3 separate regions of the Homo sapiens genome follow, and all the other regions are linked to region 2. A link is a loop called in an ENCODE intact Hi-C map of the cell type or tissue named here. Cell type or tissue: heart right ventricle. All regions are shown on one strand.

Evidence for each region. A loop is a pair of places that touch in the nucleus more often than their neighbours do. Peaks named below come from ENCODE experiments on the same cell type or tissue, not always from the same donor. Only the 100,000 strongest peaks of a DNase experiment are listed, where the experiment ranks them.
Region 1: a loop joins it to region 2, with 1.8 times the contacts of the local background. A loop is called at or near these places in 20 of 110 quality-filtered maps.
Region 3: a loop joins it to region 2, with 9 times the contacts of the local background. A loop is called at or near these places in 78 of 110 quality-filtered maps.

The regions. Positions count from the first base shown.
Region 1 is chr22:30,315,638-30,323,637 of GRCh38, reverse strand. The region is part of intron 1 of TBC1D10A (TBC1 domain family member 10A); the gene reads left to right. Among named protein-coding and RNA genes, the nearest start is that of TBC1D10A, 7.3 kb to the left of the region's middle. In heart right ventricle, a CTCF peak has its summit at 4,433; no DNase peak of the experiment used is centred here; H3K27ac peaks cover 6,686 bases.
Region 2 is chr22:30,384,094-30,392,093 of GRCh38, reverse strand. It overlaps RNF215 (ring finger protein 215), which reads left to right and starts at 4,683. Exons shown (of 9, transcript NM_001017981.2): 1 at 4,683-5,065; 2 at 5,335-5,478; 3 at 5,953-6,024; 4 at 6,105-6,190; 5 at 7,599-7,755. The coding sequence starts at 4,781. RefSeq lists an enhancer at 401-590 and a silencer at 4,584-4,943. In heart right ventricle, CTCF peaks have their summits at 823 (motif pointing left), 4,347 and 4,569 (motif pointing right); DNase peaks (open chromatin) are centred at 809, 4,350 and 4,663; H3K4me3 peaks cover 1,431 bases; H3K27ac peaks cover 1,135 bases.
Region 3 is chr22:30,105,514-30,113,513 of GRCh38, reverse strand. HORMAD2 (HORMA domain containing 2) reads right to left here. Exons shown (of 11, transcript NM_152510.4): 6 at 1,698-1,718; 7 at 992-1,018. Among named protein-coding and RNA genes, the nearest start is that of HORMAD2, 29 kb to the right of the region's middle. In heart right ventricle, a CTCF peak has its summit at 4,690; no DNase peak of the experiment used is centred here; H3K27me3 peaks cover 432 bases.

The DNA.
Region 1 (8,000 bases), 68 kb after region 2:
GATGAGGAAACTGAGGCCCAGAGAGAAGAGTAACTTTCTTAAGATCACAGCATATTAGTGGCAGAACTAGGACTTGGACTTAGGGTTTCTGACTCCCAGGTCAGTACAGTTTCCACTGCCTTCACCATCCATAAATATGGCCTTTCGTCCCTGCAGGATATCAGGTGTCAGACAGGTAGAACAGAAGTGTCTTAGCAGTCACCTGCCTGCTCTTACCTTCCCTGACTTAGCTCAGCACTTTCGACTCTCTCAGCAGTATATGAGGCTAATAGAAGTGGCCCAGAAGGATAAGAATATGTTGTCATTACCAGTTCATTAGACTGATTAGCTTCAGGACTGGGAAGAGGCTCATTCACCTTTTTCTCCTCAGGCCTGCGGTGGAGTAATTAATACTTATTTGCGGGGAGACATTTCAAGTCAGGAAGCTGAAAGTGGCAGGGCATGGTGGCTCACGCCTATAATCCCAGCACTTTGGGAGGCTGAGGCAGGTGGATTCCTTGAGTTCAGGAATTCGAGACCAGCCTGGGCAACATGGTGAAACTCCATCTCTACAAGAAAATACAAAAAATTAGCTGGGCATTGTGGTGGGCACCTGTAATCCCAGCTACTTGGGAGGCTGAGAGGTGGGAGGATCTCTTGAGCCCAGGAGGTGGAGGTTGCAGTAAGCCAAGATGGTGCCACTGTGCTCCACCCAGCTCTTTCTTGAGACAGAACATGACCCTGTCTCAAAAAAAAAAAAAAAAGACTAGGTGCTGTGCCTCACGCCTGTAATTCCAGCACTTTGGGAGGCTGAGGCAGGCGATCGCTTGAGCCCAGGAGTTCAAGACCAGCCTGGCCAACATGGTGAAACCCCATCTCTACAAAAAATACAAAAATTAGTTGGGTGTGGTGTCATGCACCTATAGTCCTAGCCACTTGGGAGGCTGAGGTAGGAAGACTGCTTGAGCCCAGGGAGGTGGAGGTTACCGTGAGCTGAAATCACGCCACTACACTCCAGCCTGGGAGACCTTGCCTAAAAAAAAAAAAAAAAAAAAAAAAAAAAAAGCTGAAAGTGACCTTAGAGATGGCCATCAGCATACAGATGGATAAACTGGAGGCCTGTGAGAAACCTGGAATTCCTGATTCCCAGTCCTAGGCCTTTCCATTTCTTCACCTTGTCTGTCTTTTGAGCCTACTCCGCAGGGAACCTTTAGTGAGACTGAGATGGTCCCTGTCTGTTTTTGAGTAGTAGCCACAGACAAGAAAGCAGCTTGCCAGTAAATGATCCTGTGGGTGGCATAGGCATAGATCAGAGTGCCGACAGCATTAGTTCTTCTGGCTTGGCTGGAGACCGAGTGGGGCATTGAAGCCCAGGAAGGGCCGGGTGCAGTGGTTCACCGCCGTAATCCCAGCACTTTAGGAGGCCGAGGTGGGCAGATCATTTGAGGTCAGGAGTTTGAGACCAGCCTGGCCAACATGGTGAAACCCCGTCTCTACTAAAAATACAAAAATTAGCCAGGCGGTAGTGGCTCACGCCCATAATCCCAGCTGCTCAGGAGGCTGAGACAGGAGAATCGCTTGAGCTTGGGAGGCGGAGGTTGTAATGAGTTGAGGTCATGCCACTGTACTCCAGTCTGGGTGAGACAGACCGTGTCTCAAAGAAAAAAAAAAAAAAAAAGGCCCAGGACCAGTTGAGGAAAAAGATGTTTTCAGCAGGGAAGGGTGGGAGGAGTGATGATACCCCTCCTGTCACTTTGGAGCAGGAAGAACAGACTTGTTTGGTGTCCCTTCTGTAGCATAGAGGAAGTGGTTGGGAAGGGAAAGAAGGATACAAGTTTTATACCAGGTCTCCTGGCCCGAGGGAGGTGACCTGAGAGAGGTGGTCCCTGACCTTCTTCTCCTTTTCCTATGTGATTGTCAGGTCTGGCCTCCTGAGGCTGAGAGCTTCCCATCCAGCCTCAGTCCGCCCAGTCTGCAGGCCAAATGAGGTGAGGAGCTATGCTCTTTGGGATCCCATGGGTGTTGGCTTCCTGTTATGGGAGCAAGGGATCTGAGCTGGGCCCAGGGAGAAACATCTGGAATAGCAGTATTGCCTTCTTTAGTTCTCATTCCCTGGGCCTTTCATTACTAGCCAACTTTGGAAATCATAGAACTGGCTTAATTGGCATCCCTATAGTTTATTGTGTGCCAGTTTTTATTGGAGTGGGGTCAGGGCCCTCCTGGCAGGCCAGATTCTGACTCCTTGCCTTATTCTCTAGTTAGTAAACTCAGAGCATCTACTTTTCTTGAGCTGTTACAGATCCCAGGAGAGCATGGAGCTGGCATTGGGGTGGTCCCTGGGTGGCCCATCTGGAAGGAGGCATTTGTACATATGGGGCCCTGGGCTGTGACTCTAGACTGCAGGCCCTCCCATTTTCTCTCATTTTTCCCTTCTTAGCCTCGAAGGAATATCCGGTTTGGTGGCCCTGTGAGTGTTAGGTCCTCAGACAAGACCTGACTTGGTAAAGGAGGGAGCCGGCACACCAGCTGCTACCCTGGGAAGGTGCCTGAGTGTCCGCCTGCTGGGAAACTCTAAGCTGTGGGAAAGAGATAAGATGGTAGCACCTACTTGATGTTTTGTCCTACCAGCATCTGGGCCTGAAACAGGACCTCCCAAGGGGCAGTGAGGCCTGGCTGTGGCCCAGCCACCCAATCTGTTTATATCGAGGTGGGCAAGAGAAGGTACTGTGTGCTCCCTCCTCACACAAGCGCCAGAATCTGGCTGGCTGTGTGATCTTGGACATGTTGCTTCACTTCTCTGAGCCTCAGTTTCTCACCTGCAGAATGGTTATGATAACACTGACTTTGCAGGATCATTCTGAGGTTTAAATGAACTAATAATACAGGGTAGGTGCTCAGTGAATGTTCTTCTCCCTCTTAAAGACTGGAGCAGCTCGTGGTTCTATCTTTTCATTTTCTACTTCCCATCTTTGGCTATAATGATGAGTGTCAGTGAGGCCCAGCCCCTGTCGGCAGGAATGAACCCTAACCCATGGTGAATCCTTACTTCCCCTGAGAGGGGTGATTATCCCCATTCTGTGGATGAGCGTACTGAAGACCGAGGAAAAAGTGCCCAAGGTTTGCCAGCTGGTAAATGGCAGAACTGGGACTAGAACCTGTTTCTTGACACTGCATCCAGTAGTGACTACACCTTGCTAAGGTGGCAGCAGGCAGGGTGCCAGGTGCTTACTGTCCCTAAGTCCCTAAGGTCCCTGAGGTCCCCACACCCAGGGCAGGAGTTAGCAGGAATCTGGCTACCTCCCCCTTCCAGTATGGAGGGCAGAGCAGGTCTCAGTACAGGGAAAGGTCATGGCCATCAAGCAGGAGAAAGGCACAGGGAGGAAAATCCTTGGAGAGGTCCTGGAAGCATGGCCAGATCAGGCCTGATTTAGTCCTCCCATAGGCCAGAGTCCGGATTGCATTGGTCTTGACCCCAACATGCTGCATAATGGCCATTTGACTTTGATATCTAGTCTGTGCCTTTTGGAAGAAGTGTTACTTTGTAGATGAGGCAGGGATTATGTTGCTTGTACCGGTGAGGAATCTGAAGGTTGGAGAACTCTTGCTGTTAGTGAACTGTGGAGCCAGACCGGAGAGGGATCCCAGGTCCTCCGACTGTCACCCAGTGCTCCTCTAGCTACATAGCACTGACCATTCTCTTCCCCTTTCTCTTCCTCAGTCGAGGTAATTGAGCCTACAGGCTCAGGATGCATTGCCGACTAGAGCAGAGCCCTGCCATCATCCATCCGTTGTCCTAGCTGATCACTTTATCCTGCAGACAGTACACTTGAGGGGTAGGAGGCCTCCTTTAACTGATTAGTCTGCCCCTGGTAAATCTATTGCCGCAATCCTGGGCCCAGAGACCCTCTCCAGCAGGGAGAACACTGTACTGGCCACCCCACTGGCAAGTCAATGCTCCTGATACTTAACCAGCTTAGAAGCCCCCACCTAGGATTTCAGGGCAGCTGCCAACTTTGGCTTTCTCTGTCTCATCCTTCCATTTCCCGTCTCTCCTCCCCCTACCCTACCCTACTCCATTCTGTGCCCTGTCCAGGTCTTCAGAGGCTGCCATAGCTTAGCACTCAACACCTCTTCAGGTAGAGAAATACTCAGCAGACCCAGCAGCCTGGGAGAGCAAACCAAGGCTTACTTTTGCCAGCTTATCCATCTTAGCAGTGAGCTTATTTACCACACATTTATTGAGCACCTACTCTGTCAGACCCTGTGATTTGGACAAGAGATATAGAACTGAACAAGATGTCTGTGTTTTATTGCCCTCAAGGCACTCACAGACTTGCTGAAAAATAGAACCACAGACAAATCTTTCCAGTGTTGAGTGATGAAGGCTGTCATTGAGGCATGCAGTTGCTCTGGGAGTACAGAGGAAAAAGCAGCCAGCCCCACCTGCAGGAGCCTAGAAAGTAGTAGCATTTGATCCAGGCTTCAGAAGAGGCAAAGCAGGGCAGTCCATTGGATGAGAGGGGGCCCATGTGCAAAGTCCCTCCCAAAAGCAGTCGTTTGAGCATGTGTGGCAAGAGCAGAGATGACAAGAAGAACGGGAGGCAGTAGGATGATACGACAAGAAGAACGGGAGGCAGTAGAATGATACGAAGCAAGGGTAGGTTAGGGAAATGGGTTGGGCAGTCTCAGTCTAGCCTTGAATGTCAGGCTGAGGCCTCTTGTGTTGCATAAAAGTTAGTCCAGGAAATGGGTTGGGCGGTCTGAGTCCAGCCTTGAATGTCAGGCTGAGGCCTCCTGTGTTGCATAAAAGTTAGTCCAGGTCTGGCATGGAAGACGGCATAAAGAGGAGCTGGATTGCAGGCAGTGAGACCTGTTGGGAGAATCAAGGATGGCCTAAAAGGGCTGTGGTGAGACCTGGAAGAGGTCTGGAGCAGTGAGGATAAAGAGGCTGGCAAATCATTAGTGCTTGGTTCATGACTGCCATGTGGGCTGATGGAGAGGTAGGAAGGCTCTGGACTAGCTGAAGTGGCTTTGGCCTCTTACAGAGTCCATTCTGGAGCCCTCTGGCTACAGGGAAGCAAGGCCAGCTGTGGCCTTCCTCTGAAGAGGGCAGTGGGCTGCTGTGACTCTGCGTTGTCACAGCTCTGGGCTCCCCAAGGTGCCTGGTATGGCTGGCTTGCCCCGGGCACATCAAGGGGTTCTTTGTCTCCTTCCAGCAGGAGAGTGGGTTGGCTGACCTGGTTGGGGAAGGAATAGGATAAGCGGTGTTGAGCTTCCTGGTCTCTGCCTGGCAGACATATTGGATGATAAGGAAGGATGCAAGGAGAACCAGAAGAGAGGACTGGGGCCTGAGGACATGGAAAACCTACCTTAGGGTGGTATGGCAACTGGGAAGGGTGGGTTTGGGCCTTTGGACACAGCATACACTGATCAAGGGGAGGCACTTGGCAACTGGAGGCTTGTTTGACCTCACCTAGCACCTTTATTCTGTTCTTAGAGGTGGTGCCTTGGCTGGGACAAAACCTGTGAGAAGGCAAACCCCTCAGCACTTACAAGGGGCACCACCAGTGGCATCCGGAGATGAGAGATTCTGGCTGGAAATGTGGATTTTAGGCTAGTGTTTGAGAAAGGGCTCTGAACCAGGCACAGGGTCAGAGTGTCAGTGATGGCTCCACCACTGACCTTTGTAATATGTGACTTAGGCACATCCCTCACCCAACCATGGGGCTAATGCTTCCAGTTTTTTTCACCCAGCACTTACTATATGTGTAGCCCTGTGCTAGGCTCAGGATATAGACCTGATCTTGCCCTCACAGGGAAATCAGACATTAAACAAGTAGTTTCAACCAGTCTGGTCAACATAGTGAGACCCTGTCTCTAAAAAATAAATTAGCTGGGCATGGTGGCACGTGCCGGTAGTCCTAGCTACTACAGAGGCTGAGGCTGAGCCTGGGAGTTTGAGGCTGCAGTGAGCTGTGATTGTGCCACTGCACTCCAGCCTGGGTGACAGAGCGAGACCCCATTTCTAAAAAAAATTTTAAAAAGAGAAAGAAGTTACCAGGTGTGGTTGTATACAAAGGATTGTGAGGATCAAATGAGATAATTGGATTAGGAGCATAGTGTAAACAAATACTGCTGAACGGAGATCTGGAGACCTTAACCCTATGCCTTACTGAGCCACTAACTAGCTGTGTGACCTTGAGAAAGTTGCTTAATCTTGGTTTTGTTTTGTTTTGTTTTGTTTTTTTGAGATGGAGTTTTGCTCTTTTGCGCAGGCTGGAGTGAAATGGCACAATTGATCTTGGCTCACTGCAACCTCTGCCTTCCGGTTCAAGCGATTCTCATGCCTCAGCCTCCCGAGTAGCTGGGGTTTTAGGTGCCCACCACCATGCCCGGCTAATTTTTGCATTTTTAGTAGAGACAGGGTTTTGCCATGTTGGCCAGGTTGGTCTCAAACTCCTGACCTCAGGTGATCCACCCACCTTGGCCTTCCAAAATGCTGGGATTACAGGCATGAGCCACCATGCCGGTCAAAAGTTGCTTAATCTTTTTAACCTCGGTTTTCCCCACATAAAAACTACGCAGTTTGTATGTGTGTGTGTATGTGTGTTTGTTTTTAAGAGACAGGGTCTGGCTCTGTCACCCAGGCTGGAATGCAGTGGTGCAATCACAGCTCACTGCAGCCTCAACCTCCCAGGCACAAGCGATCTTCCCACCTCAGCCTCCTGAGTAGCTGGGATTACAGGCTGAAGCCACCATGCCTGGCTACTTTTTTTACTTTTTGTAGAGACAGAGTCTCACTATGTTGCCCAGGCTGGTTTCAAACTCCTGGGCACAAGCGATCCTCCCTCCTCAGCCTCCCAAAGTGCTTACGTTATAGGCATGAGCCACTGTGCCAGCCAACTAAGGCAGCTTTAGTGGGATGGTGTTGAAGACAGCTACATCTGACATCCTGAGACTGACCGTGGAGTATATGAAAAGTGTTTTGAAGCCTGAGTAACATAGGGAGACCCCATCTCTACATCCCATAATTTAAAAATTAGCTGGGCATAGTGGTGCGCACCTGTTGTCCCAGCTACTTGGGAGGCTGAGGTAGGAGGATCACTTGAGCCTGGGAAATCAAGGCTACAGTGAGCCATTATTGCACTACTGCACTCCAGCCTGGGCAATGGAGACCCTATCTCAAAAAAAAAAAAACAAAAACAAAAACAGTGCTTTGAGAAGTTCTCTATGTGGTACCACGCAAGTTCAGGGGAGTCACCATGGCACATGCCACAGAAACCACTGCTCCCAGCATGCTCTGTTCCTCTTGTGAGAGGACATCTCTGATTGATTGATTGAGACAGGGTCTTACTTTTTTGCCCAGCTTGGTCTTAAACTCCTGGCTTCAAGTGATCTTCCTGCCTCTGCCTCCCAAAGTGCTGGAATTAGAGGCATGAACTACCATACCAGGCTGGACTTCTCTTTGTGTGCAGGATCGGTGTCCCTCAGGACTTTGGGAATGTAATCAAATCAAGGGATGCTTTGATTTATCTAGCTCTTTAGTCTGCAAAGTGCTTTCATTTCCATTGCCTCTCAGTAACCCTTATAGGAGCAATGGGAAATTGGTAGGCTATTATTTTACCCTGTTTCCTGATAAGGAAACCAAGGGTGAGCAAGTGATGGAACAGGGCCTGGCACCCAGCATTCCTCCTTCCTAATTTCCCATCTTACCAAAGTTGGTGACCACTGTGTGGCCTCTCCTCCTCCCCTTCCTGTCCCAGTCTTAGGACTTCAGCCCAGCCCCAAGTGTCTGCACTTCTCCTACCAGGCTTTTCAGGTTGTTTTTGTTGCTAAGTTGTCATGATGGATGACACAATTCCTGTCCCAGGACTCCACACACAGCTCCTCATATGTACCCCAAGACAAGGCAGGAGTAGCTGGGTCGTGAGTGACCCAGTGAAGGAGCATAAGTTCGGAGAACTCCTGTCCCTACTCAGTGCTTTGGGCCTTGGACACTGTGAGTCCAGAAGCGATCTTCC
Region 2 (8,000 bases):
CCACTGTGGCCTCCCAAACTGCTGGGATTGCAGGCATGACCCACTGTACCCAGCTGGTATCAGCTGTTTTCACTTGCATTCTCTGTTTCTTCTCTTGAATATTCTTGCCATTCAGGTGCCAGCCCACACACCACCTCTTAGAGAGGTCTCCCTTCCCTGGTAATGAGGTTGAAGTGGCCTCTGGCCCCCAGCCCCTCTCTGAGGCTATTTTATCTCATTCCTGTGGCACCTACCGTGGCCTGAAATGATCTTGCTTGTGTATGTGGTTATGGTTTTCTCTCTGTTCTCAAGGGCAGAAGCCATTGCTGGTCACGGTCACTGCTCCATGCCCAGTGCCTAGCACCGAGAAGTCCTTTGATATCCATTTGTGGGCATGACGCTCACCCTGTCCCTGAGAGCTGGACCCAAGGAAGGAGCAGGACCCCCTCTACTTTACAGCCCATGCCACAGTTAAGCTGCGGCTACTTTGCATCTGCCCTGTGTGATCTTGAGTGAGTCATCGACCCTCTGAGCATCTGGGTGAGTGGAGGGAGGTGGCAGATGGAACTAGGCAATCAAGGGACACTTTAAGATCTTCTAAGACAACTTGTTTTATGTGCTGGGCCTCATGTCCATAAGGTAAAGGAATCTTAGGGACCTCCATGTTCTAAAAATACCACCACCTCAGGCCTAGCCGTCCCTGTGGCCACTGGGCCAGAAGCCCCCACTGATGGTGACACATTTCCATGAGTTAGGCATTGTCTGCTTCAAGGCCCTTTTTGTACAAAACAAAGTCACTGGGCCCCATGTGGCCACATTCCCCAGGGACCAGCCTGCCACCTGGTGGCAGCTTGATTACATTGGCCTCTTCCTCATAGGTGGGGCCCAGGTTCATGCTCACTGGAATAGACACATATTCTAGATGTGGATTTGCCTTCCCTGCCCTTCATCCTTCTGCCAGCACCACCATCTGTGTACTCACGGAATGCCTTTTTTTTGGCATTTGCACAGCCTGGTGTGTGACCAAATAACTCATTTCACAGCAAAGGAAGAGAAGCAGAGGGCTCAGGTTCACGGAATTCAAGGGCCTTGTCATACACCCCATTCCTGGTACCAATTCTAAAACATTTCATCCTCATCACCACCCCCTTCCACTGCTGAGGTAACATATTCCATGCCTCACACTTTCATTAGTAGCTTTGTTTCTTCCTAGGTCCCCCTGCAACTTTACAGAATAAGGAGAGACAGAGGAATTGGGGCCTTCTCCATGCAGGTCTCTGCCCAGCCCAGGGCCAGGAAACCTTGTATCCCAAGAAACAAGCTACTTGGAATCACAGCATGTCTGATGAAAGGCCCTCCCAAGTCATTTAGTCCAAGCTCCCATTTTACAACTGAGGACACAGGCCAAGAAAACGGAAGTGGCTTGCCCAGAGGCCCATGGTGAGAGAGTGACAGTCCTGTCCGCTCTAGCTCCCCACCCTCTCTTGGGAGTTTGGATCTGCGGGTTGGGCTACTCCAGAGAGAGCCCACAGGGCTGAGGGTCCTGTTGTCCATCCCTGGGAGCAGGGTGCCTGCATGTCTCTTAGCTGGCATCCCTTCCCCCGCTTCTGGGGTCCTCCAGTCCCCTTCTCCTCAGATACTCCACTCCCAGGCAGGGCCTCAAGGTCACTCGTCTCCTTGCAGTCAATCTCCCACCCTTGGCTGCCTCACTTCCTGGGCTTACACTGCACTCTGCCCCCCGCCAGCATTGGCTCCAATCTTTACTGTTTCTTTACCCACCCCCTAACCCTCCTCACCCCAAAGCAGCAGAAGGCCCCTGGCTGGGCTGAGCTACACCCACCCACGTTGAGGTAACATCCTCCAGCTCTTGTTCCTTCTGCGATAACCAGGGGTTACCCCATGGAAGAACACACCACAGGGAACTGGTTACCCACCAAGTTTGCAAGGGGGCTCCGGCTCCCACTGATGGAAGGCTAGGATGTGGATATTTGTAGGGAAGCAGAACTGTGTTCTAGGTGGGGGACAAGCGTGAACAAGGACCTGCATCTGGTTGGAGTGTGTATGTTGAGGGGTGACTAGGTCAGTGGGGTGAAGGGTAGGGAGAAAGTGGGGACAGGGCAGGCAGAACATGGAGCCAAAGACCTGGCTGATTACAGGGTGCATCCTTGCAACCCTGTTGTTGGGGCTGACAGATGGGCTGGGACAGTCACAGAAATGGAGAAGCAAGCCTCTTCACGGGCACCACGGGGCTTCCACAGTGCATTTTGTAGCTTATGAAGAGTGCTTTCCCACATATGAAAAAACGTTAGTAACATATCCAATTAGTGATCCTTTATCCTTGGGCGATACATTCCAAGATCCTCAGTGGATGCCGGAAACCTCAGGTAGTGCTGAAAACATACTGTGTTTCTTCAATCTGATAACTCTGAGGCCTACTAAGTGACTAACAGGTGGTAACATTTACAGCGTGGGGAGGATTCATATCCAGGGAGGGATGGAGAGGAAGGGCAAGAGATTTCATCATGCTACTCAGAACAGCATGCAATTTAAAACTTATGAACTGTTTATTTCTGGAATTTTCCATTTAATATTTTTTTGGACCTCGGTTGGCTGAAGGTAACTAAAACCTCAGGTAAGGGGAGACTACTATAGACCAATGGAACAGAACAGAGAATCTAGCTACGTGCAGTGGCTATTGCCTGTAAGCCCAGCACTTTGGGAGGCTGAGGCAGGCAGTTCCCTTGAGCCCAGGAGTTCAAGACCAGCGTGGGCAACATGGTGAAACCCTGTCTCTACAAAAAAAAAAAAAAAAAAAAAAAAAATTAGCTGGGCATGGTGACACACCCCTGTGGTCTCAGCTACTTTGGAGGCTGAGGTGGGAGAATCAGTTGACCCTGGAGGTTGCAATGAGCTGAGAAGGCACCATTGCATTCCAGCCTGGGCAACAGAGAGAGACCCTGTCTCAAAAATAAATGCATAAATAATTTTTTAATGCTTAAACTTTTACTTTTCTTATTTAGGTCTTTAATCTATATGGAATTCATATTTTGTATATGATGTGTATGTAATAGGGGTCTAATTTCTTCTCCTAATGGTTAATTCAATTTCTTAGCACAATTTACCAAACAGTCCATGCTACTGCCTCCTTGTATCTCCACAAACACAATGTTTCCTCTGATGTACACCATCTTTAGATGTGTGGGTCAGTTTCTGGCCTATTTCATGTTCCATTTGTCTGTCTTTAGGCTGATATCGGGGGCTGTCTTATATACCCGTCTCACACTTCTTCAGGAGCAACTTGGTCATCCCATATCAGTGTTCCTACAGGTGTTCACTGTAAAATTCTTTCAATTTTTCTGGAGAAAAAAGAGTGTTGTGGCTCATCTGGCCCAGGTTGGAGTGCAGTGGCACCATCTCAGGTCACTGCAAGCTCCGCCTCCCGGGTTCACGCCATTCTGCTGCCTCAGCCTCCCGAGTAGCTGGGACTACAGGCGCCTCCCAACATGCCCGGCTATTTTTTTGCATTTTTAGTAGAGACGGGGTTTCACCTTGTTAGCCACGATGGTTTCGATCTGCTAACCTCATGATCCGCCTGCCTCAGCCTCCCAAAGTGCTGGGATTACAGGCGTGACCCACCGCGCCCTGCCCACCATACAATTTTTAAAGGCTCAGGTTTCAGACTGAGCCAGCTCCCAGCAGCCCCAACCCTTGGAGAAACGGACAAGTTTTAGAACAGTAGTGGAACTTCCACATTCCAGTAGACATTTGAGTTATTTGCTGGGGGTGAGGCAGTGTTGATTGTACATGGTGCTTATTTATTTATTTATTTATTTAGAGACGGAGTTTCACTCTTGTCGCCCAGGCTGGATTCCAATGGCGCGATCTCGGCTCGCCGCAACCTCCGCCTCCCGGGTTCAAGCGATTCTCCTGCCTCAGCCTCCTGAGTAGCTGGAATTACAGGCATGCGCCACCACGCCCGGCTAATTTTGTATTTTTAGTAGAGACGGGGTTTCTCCATGTTGGTCAGGCGGGTCTCGAACTCCCGACCTCAGGTGATCCGCCCGCCTCGGCCTCCCAAAGTGCTGGGATTACAGGCGTGAGCCACCGCGCCCGGCCTATGGTGCCCATTTCACAGATGAGGGAAGTGACCCAGCCTCTCGGTCCCACTGAGGCACTGAGTCCCTGCCTGCTTCGTTTTGCCTTGCCCCCCAGCCCCTTTCCCCTGCCCCTCTATCTCCCCTGTCGGCTTCCCACGCCAGTCTCTGGTTCTCTGCCTCCTGCTGTTTAGTGGGGTCGAGACAGGGAGGACCGGGGAAGAGAGGGATGTGACTTGGCCCTGGCCACCCCGTGGGTCCACGGGGCTGCCGCAGAACAAGGGCCTGCCACCAGGCCCCTTAGACATCCCTTGCTCCTGCCCTTCTCAGGCTCTGATCGTGTCTCTGCTCCCCCAGGTCGCCCTTTCCAACTATTTTCCTGTCTGCCCCGCTGACGCGTCCGCTGCCGAAGCACCTCCTCTCTCTGACTTTCCGCCTTCCCGCTGCGACCCCGGTTTTGCCCCTCTCCAGCTCCCTCAGCCGCGGGCACCTGAGCTCTCCGCGGCCACCAGGGGGCGCCCGCGGCCCAGTCTGGGCGCGAGAGCCGCCAAGCGCCCACTCCGTTCCTCCTGGTGCCCCGCCCCGTCCGGCCGCGGCCCCGCCCCTCCCGGCGCCCCGCCCCGTCCGGCAGCGGCCTCGCTCCCTCCGATCCCCCCCGCGCCCGGGACCCCTGGCCCCACTGTTGGGCCAGCTCGCCGGGTCCGGCCATGGGCCCCGCCGCTCGCCCCGCGCTGAGATCGCCGCCGCCGCCTCCGCCGCCGCCTCCGTCTCCGCTGCTGCTGCTGCTGCCCCTGCTGCCGCTGTGGCTGGGCCTGGCGGGGCCCGGGGCCGCGGCGGACGGCAGCGAGCCGGCGGCCGGGGCGGGGCGGGGCGGAGCCCGCGCCGTGCGGGTGGACGTGAGACTGCCGCGCCAGGACGCTCTGGTCCTGGAGGGCGTCAGGATCGGCTCCGAAGCCGACCCGGCGCCCCTGCTGGGCGGTCGTCTGCTGCTGGTGAGCGCTGCTGAGCCATCTGGCCGCATCACTAAACCCCTCTCTCAACCCTCCCTAGAGACCCCGCACCCTGAACCGACGTTCATCCTCCACCAAGCCTTGAGAGTCCAGCGCCCCTCCCCAGGCTCCCCAGGCCCCCAGCATTCCGGCTTCCCAAACCAGAGAGCCAGATGCTCTGGGAACTCTGGCCTTGGCATCCACTGTGATGACCCCGGCTCCCTCCCCCACCACACCCTACCTCCCTCTGCTCATGGCCCCTTGCCACACAGATGGACATCGTGGATGCCGAGCAGGAGGCACCAGTGGAAGGCTGGATTGCAGTGGCATACGTGGGCAAGGAGCAGGCGGCCCAGTTCCACCAGGAGAATAAGGGCAGTGGCCCGCAGGCCTATCCCAAGGCCCTGGTCCAGCAGGTGCAGGGGATGTCTATGGGGGAGGGGGCTGGAGGAAAGGATTCCAAGGCATCTGCTAGAGCCAGGCCCTCCTTAGATGGGCCCTTAAGAGCTTGCAGAGAAGCCCTAGGCCTGGTGGGTCAGGGCACCCCAGTTTGAAGAATGGAGTCAGTATGGCTTCGAAGCAGGGAGGTGAGAGGAGGCCAGAGAGAGGTTGAGAAGCTTGACCAGGCTCTGAGAGTATGGGATGGGGGAGCTGCTGCTGACGACCACTGCTGGGACTGCCCTGATAGGACCGGGGAAGGCACAGCGCATCTGGAAGGGAGGCAGGAGGAAGAAAGCAGTTTCCACCTTTGACCTCAAGGAGCTTATGGCAGTCTGTCCAGAGTTTTGCTCACTGCAGGGCCAGGAGCTAAGAGCAGCTAGGGCTGCAGGTGGTGAGACAGGTGTGCAGGCAGGGTATATGCTAGCCTCTCGCCTTCTATCCCTCTGCAGATGCGGCGGGCCCTCTTCCTGGGTGCCTCTGCCCTGCTTCTTCTCATCCTGAACCACAACGTGGTCCGAGAGGTAAATCGGACCAGGCCGTGAGGGTAAGCAAGCTGGGGAAAGGGGGACCCAGGCCTGCTGACCTCCTTGTCTCCCTGCAGCTGGACATATCCCAGCTTCTGCTCAGGCCAGTGATCGTCCTCCATTATTCCTCCAATGTCACCAAGCTGTTGGATGCATTGCTGCAGTGAGTTGGTATTTAGACTTCAAAGGACTGACCCTGGGTACAGAGAGCCCCTGGTTCTCCCATGGACTGAGGGGGCTTGGGACCAGGGCCTTACCTGTTAGCCTTTTTTTTTTTTTTTGAGATGGAGTATCACTCGTGTTGCCCAGGCTGGAGTGCAGTGGCGCAATCTCGGCTCACTGGAACCTCTGCCTTCCAGGTTCAAGTGATTCTCCTGCCTCAGTCTCCCAAGTAGCTAGGATCACAGTCATGTGCCACCACACCCAGCTAATTTTTTGTATTTTTAGTAGAGACAGGGTTTCACCATGTTGGCCAGGCTGGTCTTGAACACCTGACCTCAGTTCCACCTGCCTCGGCCTCCCAAAGTGCTGGGATTACAGGCAGGAGCCCCCGTTGCCACTGCTGCTGCTGCTGCCCCTGCTGCCACTGTGGCTGGGCCTGGCAGGGCCCGGCCTAACTGTTAACTTTTTTTTTTTTTTTTTTTTGAGATGGAGTTTCGCTCTGTCACCCAGGCTGGAGTGCAGTGGCGCGATCTCGGCTCTCTGCAAGCTCTGCCTCCCGGGTTCATGCCATTCTCCCACCTCAGCCTCCCAAGTAGCTGGGACTACAGGTGCCCACCACCATGCCCGGCTAATTTTTTTGTATTTTTAGTAGAGACGGGGTTTCACCATGTTAGCCAGGATGGTCTCGATCTGCTGACCTTGTGATCTACTCGTCTCGGCCTCCCAAAGTGCTGGGATTACAGGTGTGAGCCACCGTACCCAGCCAACTGTTAGCTTTAAGACTGCCCTCTCGGCTGGGAATGGTGGCTCATGCCTGTAATCCCAGCACTTTGGTAAGCCAAAGAAGGAGTATCACTTGAGTCCAGGAGTTTGAGACCAGCCTGGGCAACATGGCAAGACTCAGTCTCTACAAAAAAATACAAAAATTAGCTGGGCATGGTGGCACATGCCTGTAGTCCCAGCTAATCAGGAGGCTGAAGTGGGAAGATCACTTGAGCCCCGGGGGTAGAGGCTGCAGTGAGCTGTGACTGTGCCACTGCACTCCAGTCTGGGTGACAAAGGGAGACCCTGTCTCAAAAAAAAAAAAAAGAAAGACTGTCCTGTCCCAGGCTGAAAAATGGGTGAGGGGATGGGAAGGAGGTGCCAGAGCCTGGAGCTTGGAGCAAGGAAGTGGCTCTGTGGGCAGAGAGGACTGGCCCCAGCAAGGAGGAAGATGGACTTGCAGGCTTCCCTGGCCTGGCTGGTGTGAAAATTGGAAAAACCAATAGAGGGAAAAGGCCTGGGGCAAAGTGTAAGGCCAGCAGGGGCGACAGTCGTAGGTATCCTTTTCCTGCAGAGCTGGGGTGGGTGGGTCTGGGCCTCCCTTCCCAAGAGTCCTTCCATCTGGCCCCGGTGACTTCCCCTCCCAGGAGGACCCAGGCCACGGCTGAGATCACCAGCGGAGAGTCCCTGTCTGCCAATATCGAGTGGAAGTTGACCTTGTGGACCACCTGTGGCCTCTCCAAGGATGGCTATGGAGGATGGCAGGACTTGGTCTGCCTTGGAGGCAGTCGTGCCCAGGAGCAGGTGGGTGCTAGCAGATTACATGGGGCCTAGGGAAAGGAGGCTCGTGGGGCCATATACATGGCTTTGTATTGAAAATCCTGTGGCTTCTCCCCACCTTAGTGACAAGGACGGCCTTTCCCACCCCACAGGAGTGCTGTGAGTGTTCAGAGACATGGTGTAGGTGGGCGCTCAGTTGGGGCGCCTGGGCCAGGTCACATGTAGTCAGTGTTAGCTGCCGTCCTCATGTTCTGCAGGCATTGGGAAGC
Region 3 (8,000 bases), 280 kb after region 2:
GTAATCCCAGCACTTTGGGAGGAGGAGGCAGGAAGATCACTGAGGTTAGGAGTTCAAGACCAGCCTGGCCAACACGGTGAAACCCCATCTCTACTAAAAATATAAAAATTAAAAATATAAAAAATATAAAAATTAGCCGGCCATGGTGGTGCATGCCAGTAGTCCCAGCTACTCAGGAGGCTGAGGCAGGAGAATTGCTAGAAGCCTGGGAGGCAGAGCCAGCCTATGTAACAGAGCGAGACTCCATCTAAAAAAAGAAAAAAGAAAAAAAAAGAAGAATTCACAATCTGGTTGAGGAGATTAAGTAATCAATATGAATCAATTGAGAGTGTTAAATTGTGGGGTTCTGCTGGAAAAAGAATTTAAAGAAAGAAGTTAGTATAGACCAAATAGCCAAAGAGGTTTACATATAAGATATGAACATAGTTGGCCTTGAAGATGAGTCGGATTCCCTAAACAGAGGGAAGAAATCTAAAGAGAGAAGTAAAGAGGTAAAGCTCTGAAAATCTATAAAAACACGAAAAGAGGGAGAATTTAGTTGGCAAAAATGAAAATTAGAGTTATGCCATATCTCATTTATTTTCCCAAAAGGCCATAAACAGAAAAGATTCATAATCAGTTTAAATAAATAATAAAATGTGGTTTTATATGACTCGGAAAAAAAGTTCATAAAAATTAAATTTAAAAAATTTTTAAGAAAAAAATGTGGTTTTATACATTTATACATTAAGAGACTCTTAATGCCAACAGGTTAGGGAATAAGCTCAGTTCTTCTCAATGCCTTTTTTCCCCAATACCCTTACATAGTTTTTGAAAAATCTCATAATAAGAGATTGGTCAAGTTTAGAGTAAAATATACTGAAAGAGCCCACTATTAGTTCCTCTGCTCATATGGTAGTCTAGTAACAAAATCTATAGCCTCAACTCAGAAAAACATCTTAAAATATAATATACATATACTACCCACCTATACGTTTGTGTGTGTTCTTACCTCAGATCCCATGGGATCTGTGTAAAGCTGTATAAGGGAAAATAAACATCATTTAATTTCTGGAATTTACTAGATTACTCCTCATCAAATACCTTTTTTATATAGAGTTCAATTTGTGTTCTATTAGTTGAGTACAGACATATATTTTAAGCTAGAGATAGGATATGCTTATTTTGTGAATGTAGAGTCTTTAGAATATTCTGTGAACACTGAATAAAAGGAAATTAATAATGAAGGATTCATAATTACCATGACTAAGCTACAAATAAATTCTAAATAATCCATTATGGTTTAAAATTTGTTCAATAAATCATAGATCTAAGACTCTCAGTGGTATCTTCTCATTTTCTATTCTTAACTATGTATAACATGTTAAACTCAGAGGTATACAAAATTTCAAAAGAGTCTACCAAACTTCAAAAACAAAAAATTTGGAGTCTGTAAAGTAACTAAAAAAATAAAATCCTGAGAGCCAATAAATGAAGCAGATAGTATAGCCTATACATTTTCCCATGTATTATACCAAAGAAATATACAATTCATAATCTTTTATTAAACTTCTGATAGATCCTATGTTTTTAATTCCAAGACAGATTAAAAAAAAAAAGTCAGGGAGGAAGAGGGAGAGTACTGTTTTAATGTTTCACTTGCCAAAAGACAATGAAATAGAGACAGAGGCTTGGTCTTTAAATGAGTGTGTACTTACTGTCAGTACTGCCATACGTAGCTTCAAGAGAAAGAAAAAAAAACTATTATTATTACATACTTGCACCTATATTATCATTCTTTTCAATAGACTAATTAAAATATTATTTCAGAGAGGTTCGAAAGATTTGGGTAGGAAAAAAATATCCAGAAGGCCAGAAGAAAAAGGATACAGTCATCCCTCAGTATCTGAGAAGGAATTAGTTCCAGGACTCCCTATGAATACCAAAATCCATGTGTACTCAAGTACCTCAGGGAGTATATGAAAAGTCAGCCTTCCATATCTGGGTTTCACATCTACAGATACTGTATTTTCCTTTTTCTTTTTTTTTGAGACAGAGTCTCACTCTGTCACCCAGGTTGGAGTGTTGTGGCATGATATCGGCTGACTGCAACATCTGTCTCCCAGGTTCAAGGGATTCCCCTGCTTCAGCCTCCTGAGTAGCTGCGATTACAGATGCCCGCCTCAATGCCCGGCTAATTTTTGTATTTTCAGTAGAGATGGGGTTTTGCCATGTTGGCTAGGCTGGTCGTGAACTCCTGACCTCAAGTGATCCTCCCATCTTGGCCTCCCAAAGTGCTGGAATTACAGGCATGAGCCACTGTGCCCAGCCTGTAGTATTTTCTTTTTCTTTCTTTCTTTCTTTCTTTTTTTTTTTTTTTTTGACAGAGTCTTGCTCTGTCACCAGGCTGGAGTACAGTAGCGTGATCTTGGCTCACTGCAACCTCCTCCTCCCGGGTTCAAGCGATTCTCCTGCCTCAGCCTCCTGAGTAGCTGGGATTACACGCATGCACCACCACGCCCAGCTAATTTTTGTATTTTTAGTAGAGACAGGGTTTCACCATGTTGGCCAGGATGGTCTCGATCTTCTGACCTTGTGATCCACCCACCTCGGCCTCCCAAAGTGTTGGGATTACAGGCGTGAACCACTGCCCTGGCCCCGTCCTGTATTTTCAATCCACCTTTGGTTGCAGATGTGGAAGCCACAGATACAGAGGGCCAACTGTATTTATTGAAAATAATCCATATATAAGTGGACCTGTGAAGCTCAAACCCATGTTGTTCAAAGGTCAACTGTACTTTTTTCCAGGAAGGTCAAAATTAATTTTATGCTAAAAGTATATTATATGAGGCCGGGTGCGGTGGTTCACGCCTGTAATCCTAGCACTTTGGGAGGCCAAGGTGGGTAGACTGCCTGAGCTCAGGAGTTTGGGATCAGCCTGGGAAACATGGTGAAACTCTGTCTCTACTAAAATACAAAAAATTAGCCAGGCATGGCGGCTTGTGCCTGTAATCCCAGCTACTTGGGAGGCTGAAACAGGAGAATTGCTTGAACCTGGGAGGCAGAGGTTGCAGTGAGCTGAGATCACGCCATTGCACTCCAGCCTGGGCGACAGAGCGAGATTCCATCTCAAAAAAAAAAAAAAAAAAAAGTATATGCTCACAATTCGATAGCAATTTTTTTGCATTATAAAGGGGAATTTCCTAGATATCTGAAAACTGATTCTTTCCTATAATTTTTTCTTTTTTTCTCTCCATTTCTGAAAGACTAGCATTTTTTAATTGATATATAATAGTTGTACATATTTTGGGGGTACATGTGATATTTTGATACCTGTATATAATGTGTAATGAGTTCAACTGTATTTTAAATCATTTCTAGATTACTTATAATACTTAATACCATGTAAATGCTATATAAATACTTGTCACACTGTATTTTTTATTTGTATTATTTTTATTGTTGTACTGTTATTTTTTCTAAATATTTTCCAGTTGGTTGAATCTGTGGATGTAGAATGCTCTGATACATGGAGGGCCAACTGTACTAACTATTCACTCATTCAAGTGAGAGTCCATTACGTACACAGGGCTCTGCTAGAGACGAGAGGGACACAAAAAAGATAACTATCCCTACCCTTAAAAAGTTATATTCTAGTTCTGGAGGCAAAAGGTATACAAAATAATTCATTATTACTAAATAATTAAATATGCAACAAGTACCTCAAAAAGTGTCCCATTTGAAACTAATCTACTAAAGTAAAAACATCTTATATGTCTATAAAGTCCTTGTCCTCTCTACATATACACTACTATGAACAGATTATCTCTGCTTGAAAGAGTAACATATAGAGATAGAAATATAATCAAGCCAATGATAATTGTTTTTAAAAACTAGAATACAAATCAGAAAATTTCAGGCCAGTCACAGTGGTTCTTGCCTGTAATCCCAGCACTTTGGGAGCCCAAGGTGGGCAGATCATTTGAACCCAGGAGTTCAAAGCCAGCCTGGGAAACATGGTAAGATGCCATCTCTACAAAAAGTAAATAATTAGCTAGGCATAGTGGTGCACACTTGTGGTCCTAGCTACTTGGGAGGCTGAGGCAGGAGGATTGTTTGAGGCCTGGAAGTTGAGGCTGCAGTGAGCTGTGATTGTGCCAATGCACTCCAGCCTAAGCAACAGAGTGAAACCCTATAAGAAAGAAAGAGAGGGCCGGGCATGGTGGCTCACGCCTGTAATCCCAGCACTTTGGGAGTCTGAGGCCGGAGGATCACAAGGTCAGGAGTTTGAGACCAGCATGGCCGACATGGTGAAACCCCGTCTCTACTAAAAATACAAAAAATTAGCCAGGTGTAGTGGCAGGCACCTGTAATCCCAGCTACTCGGGAGGCTGAGGCAGGAGAATCACTTGAACCCGGGAGGCAGAGGTTGCAGTGAGCCAAGACCACGCCACTGCACTCCAGCCTGGGCAACAGAGAGAGACTCCAAAAAAAAAAAAGAAGAAAGGAAGGAAGGAGGGAGGGAAGGAGGAAAGGAAAGAAAGGAAGGAAAGAGAGAAAGGAAGAAAAAGAAGAAAGGAAGGAAGGAAGGAAAGAAGGAGGGAGGGAGAGAAAGAGAGAGCGAGAGAAAGAAAGAGAAAAGAAAAAAAATTTCAGAACCATAATTTCATATCAAAGGACTAAAACTTTACTGCCACTGTGTGGCCATTTTGATTACTGCATATAAACTCATACATTACTTAATTGAGTTCATTTATTTATGCATTCATTCAAAAATAGACATGGTCCCAATCTCAGGGAACATTTAGACTAGCAGGGGAGAACAACGTTAAACAACAAAAAAATAGCAAAGATAGCTACATCATTAACATTGTGTTCATTGCTATGAAGAAGCAGCATGGGATGCTATGAGAACATGAAATAAAGGGACCATCTAGGCTAGGGAGGAGGGTGTCAGGGAGGGAAGTATTTACTTCCCTAGGGAAGTAAATATTTAAGCTGAGACTTGACAGATAAATTGGAGTTAGCCAGGCAAGGTGTATGGGGCAGGGGAGAGAAGTTTCCAGGCAAGAGGAACAATATATGCAAAGGTAAAAGGAGCTTGGCATGTTCTAGATTCTTTGTGTGGCTTGAACATGGGAATGACAGTGATGCCCTGGACAGGAAGATAGGGATCATACAGGCCTTGCAGACCATGTGAAGGACCCTGAACTTTATTTTAAAAGCTGTGGAAAATTTTTAGGCAAAAGAATGACATGATCAGACTTGGGTTTCTGAAAGTATGCAGTGTGGACAGTGGGTTGGAATGGTGAGGGATTGAGAATGCGAATAAGGAAACAAGCTAGATAGCTATATACAATATAGTCTCTTTTTTTACAATAATTATCTGCAACACTGATATGTACTTATTTTGAAGAATTCAAGCATAATATAAAGTACAAAATAAGTATAAAAATCACCCAAAATTGAAACCCCATCTCTACTTTAAAAATACAAAAATTAGCAAGGCATGGTGGCACGTGCCTGTAGTCCCAGCTACTTGGGAGGCTGAGGCAGAAGAATTGCTTGAACTCGGGAGGCAGAGGTTGCAGTGAGCCGAGATCACACCACTGCACTCCAGCCTGGGCAATAGAGCGAGACTCCGTCTCAAAAAAAAAAAAAATCACACAAAATTTCATAACTAGAAATAATCATGCTCTTACAGGGGAACACCTTTCAAGATCTCTAGATACTCAAATCTGATTTTACTCAAACTATTTTCATTTATTTATTTATTTATTTATTTGAGATGAAGTTTCGCTCTGTCGCCCAGGCTGGAGTGCAGTGGCATGGTCTCAGCTCACTGCAACCTCTGCCTCCTAGGCTCAAGCAATTCTCCTGCCTCAGCCTCTCGAGTAGCAGGGATTATAGGCACCAGCCACCATACTCAGCTAATTTTTTGTATTTATAGCAGAGACAGGGTGTCACCATGTTGCCCAGGCCGGTCTCAAACTCCTGGGTTCAAGAGATCCACCCGTCTCAGCCTCCCAAAGTGCTGGGATTACAGGTGTGAGCCACTGTGTTCGGCCTCAAACTACTTTTAAAACATATCATACCAGCTACAAGATCACCTGAGGAAAGTTATAAAAGATTAACAACTGAAAAACAATATAAATACTATTTACTTAAGAGACTAAGTCATCTATCTAAAATTTTGTCTTTTGATCTCTCCAAAACAAGCTATTTTGACTGAGTCAGTCATACAGGTAGACATTTAGTAAAATAAATTTATCAAACTAGCTAGATACTCTTTGTACATTATACTGCTATTTTAGTACATGTAATACTTATAATTTTTTATTTAAGAAGTGACCCTATTATATTATGACCTCCCTGGGAGTGGAATCACATTTTACTCTCATTATTATCTCATCCAATGCTTAGGCACAGTGTCTGGCACAGATTAAATAGCCAATGTATAAAGAATGAATGTTTAACACATACATAGTATTTGTTATGTGCCAGGCATTGTTCTAACCATTTTAGATCAGTGGTTTTCAAATTATGGTCCCTAGACCAGCAGTCAAGAGCATCTCTTATAATTTGTCTGAAATGCAAATTCTTACATCAGAAATTTTGAGGTGAGGCTTCACAACATGTGTTTTAACAAGTCCTCCAGGTGATTCTGATGCAAGCTAAAGTTTGAGAACCACTGCTTTAGATTATTAACTCATTTAATTATCAAATATCCTTAACAAGTGGATTCTATTATTATCCCCATCTTATATGCAAAGAAACTAAGGTACCAAAAGGTAGGTTACGTGCCAAAGGTCACACAGGTGTTAAGTGACAGAACTGGGATTCTTCAGACCATCTGACTCCAAAACTTGAAGTTCTAACTATATTGTACTGCCCCTCAATGAGGAACAGTCAGGAAATGCTGCTAAATGAATGGATGAAGGGGAATGAGTGAGCACTGTTCAGTATAACAGTGATGGCCGTCTCCCCCTCTCAATCTGTCCAAATATTCAGGGCCTCCAAAGCTCAGAGGCTATTTTCTCTCAAAAGATTTCTCTCATGTTTCTCACAGGGTATAGTGCCTCCTTTCCCATACTTCCCATTGCATATGATCATTATCTGTCTTTTGGCATGCATCACTTTCTAATGAGCATTATAGGGGTGATTGAAATATCTCTGATATTTTTACATAAAAATATCAAATTGATATAAAAAAATCAATATATAGTCTGGGTGAAGTGGTTCATGCCTGTAATCCCAGCATGTTGGGAGGCTGAGTTGGGCAGATCACTTGAGGTCAGGAGTTCGAGAGAAGCCTAGCCAACATGGTGAAACCCCATCTCTACTAAAAATACAAAAATTAGCCGAGTGTGGTGGTGCATTTCTGTAATCTCAGCTACTTAGGAGGCTGAGGCAGCAGCATCGCTTGAACCTGGGAGGCGGAGGTTGCAGTGAGCCAAGTTTGCGCCACTGCACTCCAGCCTGGGCAACAGAGTAAGACTCTGCCACACACTCACAAAAAAATTAATAAATAAACATGTAAAGCCCAATATGACATAGATACTGGCCAATCAGAAAGGATGCCAATTTGGCTCTAGAGCTGGCCTCCTGGAAGCAACGTTCGGACTAGATATTAACCCTTTGGTTACTGGATTTTGGAGTGTTCTGGAGAGATCCCAAAAGAGACACTGTAAGGTGATGGGGAGGATATTGATGGGGAGCCACATGAGGTCTCAGAAAAGTAGCTATTCACCATTCAATACAGAAATATTTCAATATTTTAAGAGCAGATACAGCTGAGTCAGTATGTAACAGCTGATCATCAGCCCTGCATATGAATTCACTTATCTTCTGCCATGGTTACAAGCTCTTTCCCACTTCTGTTTTATCTTTGTATCCCTAGGTCCCTCTGGTCAGTGTTGAATAAATCATAAGTAACAAATGTGCAGTGGAAATAGAAATGTATGAATTTGCTAAATAATCCAGTGTAAGGCTTCCTGACCTCAAGATTTCTTAAAGGAACA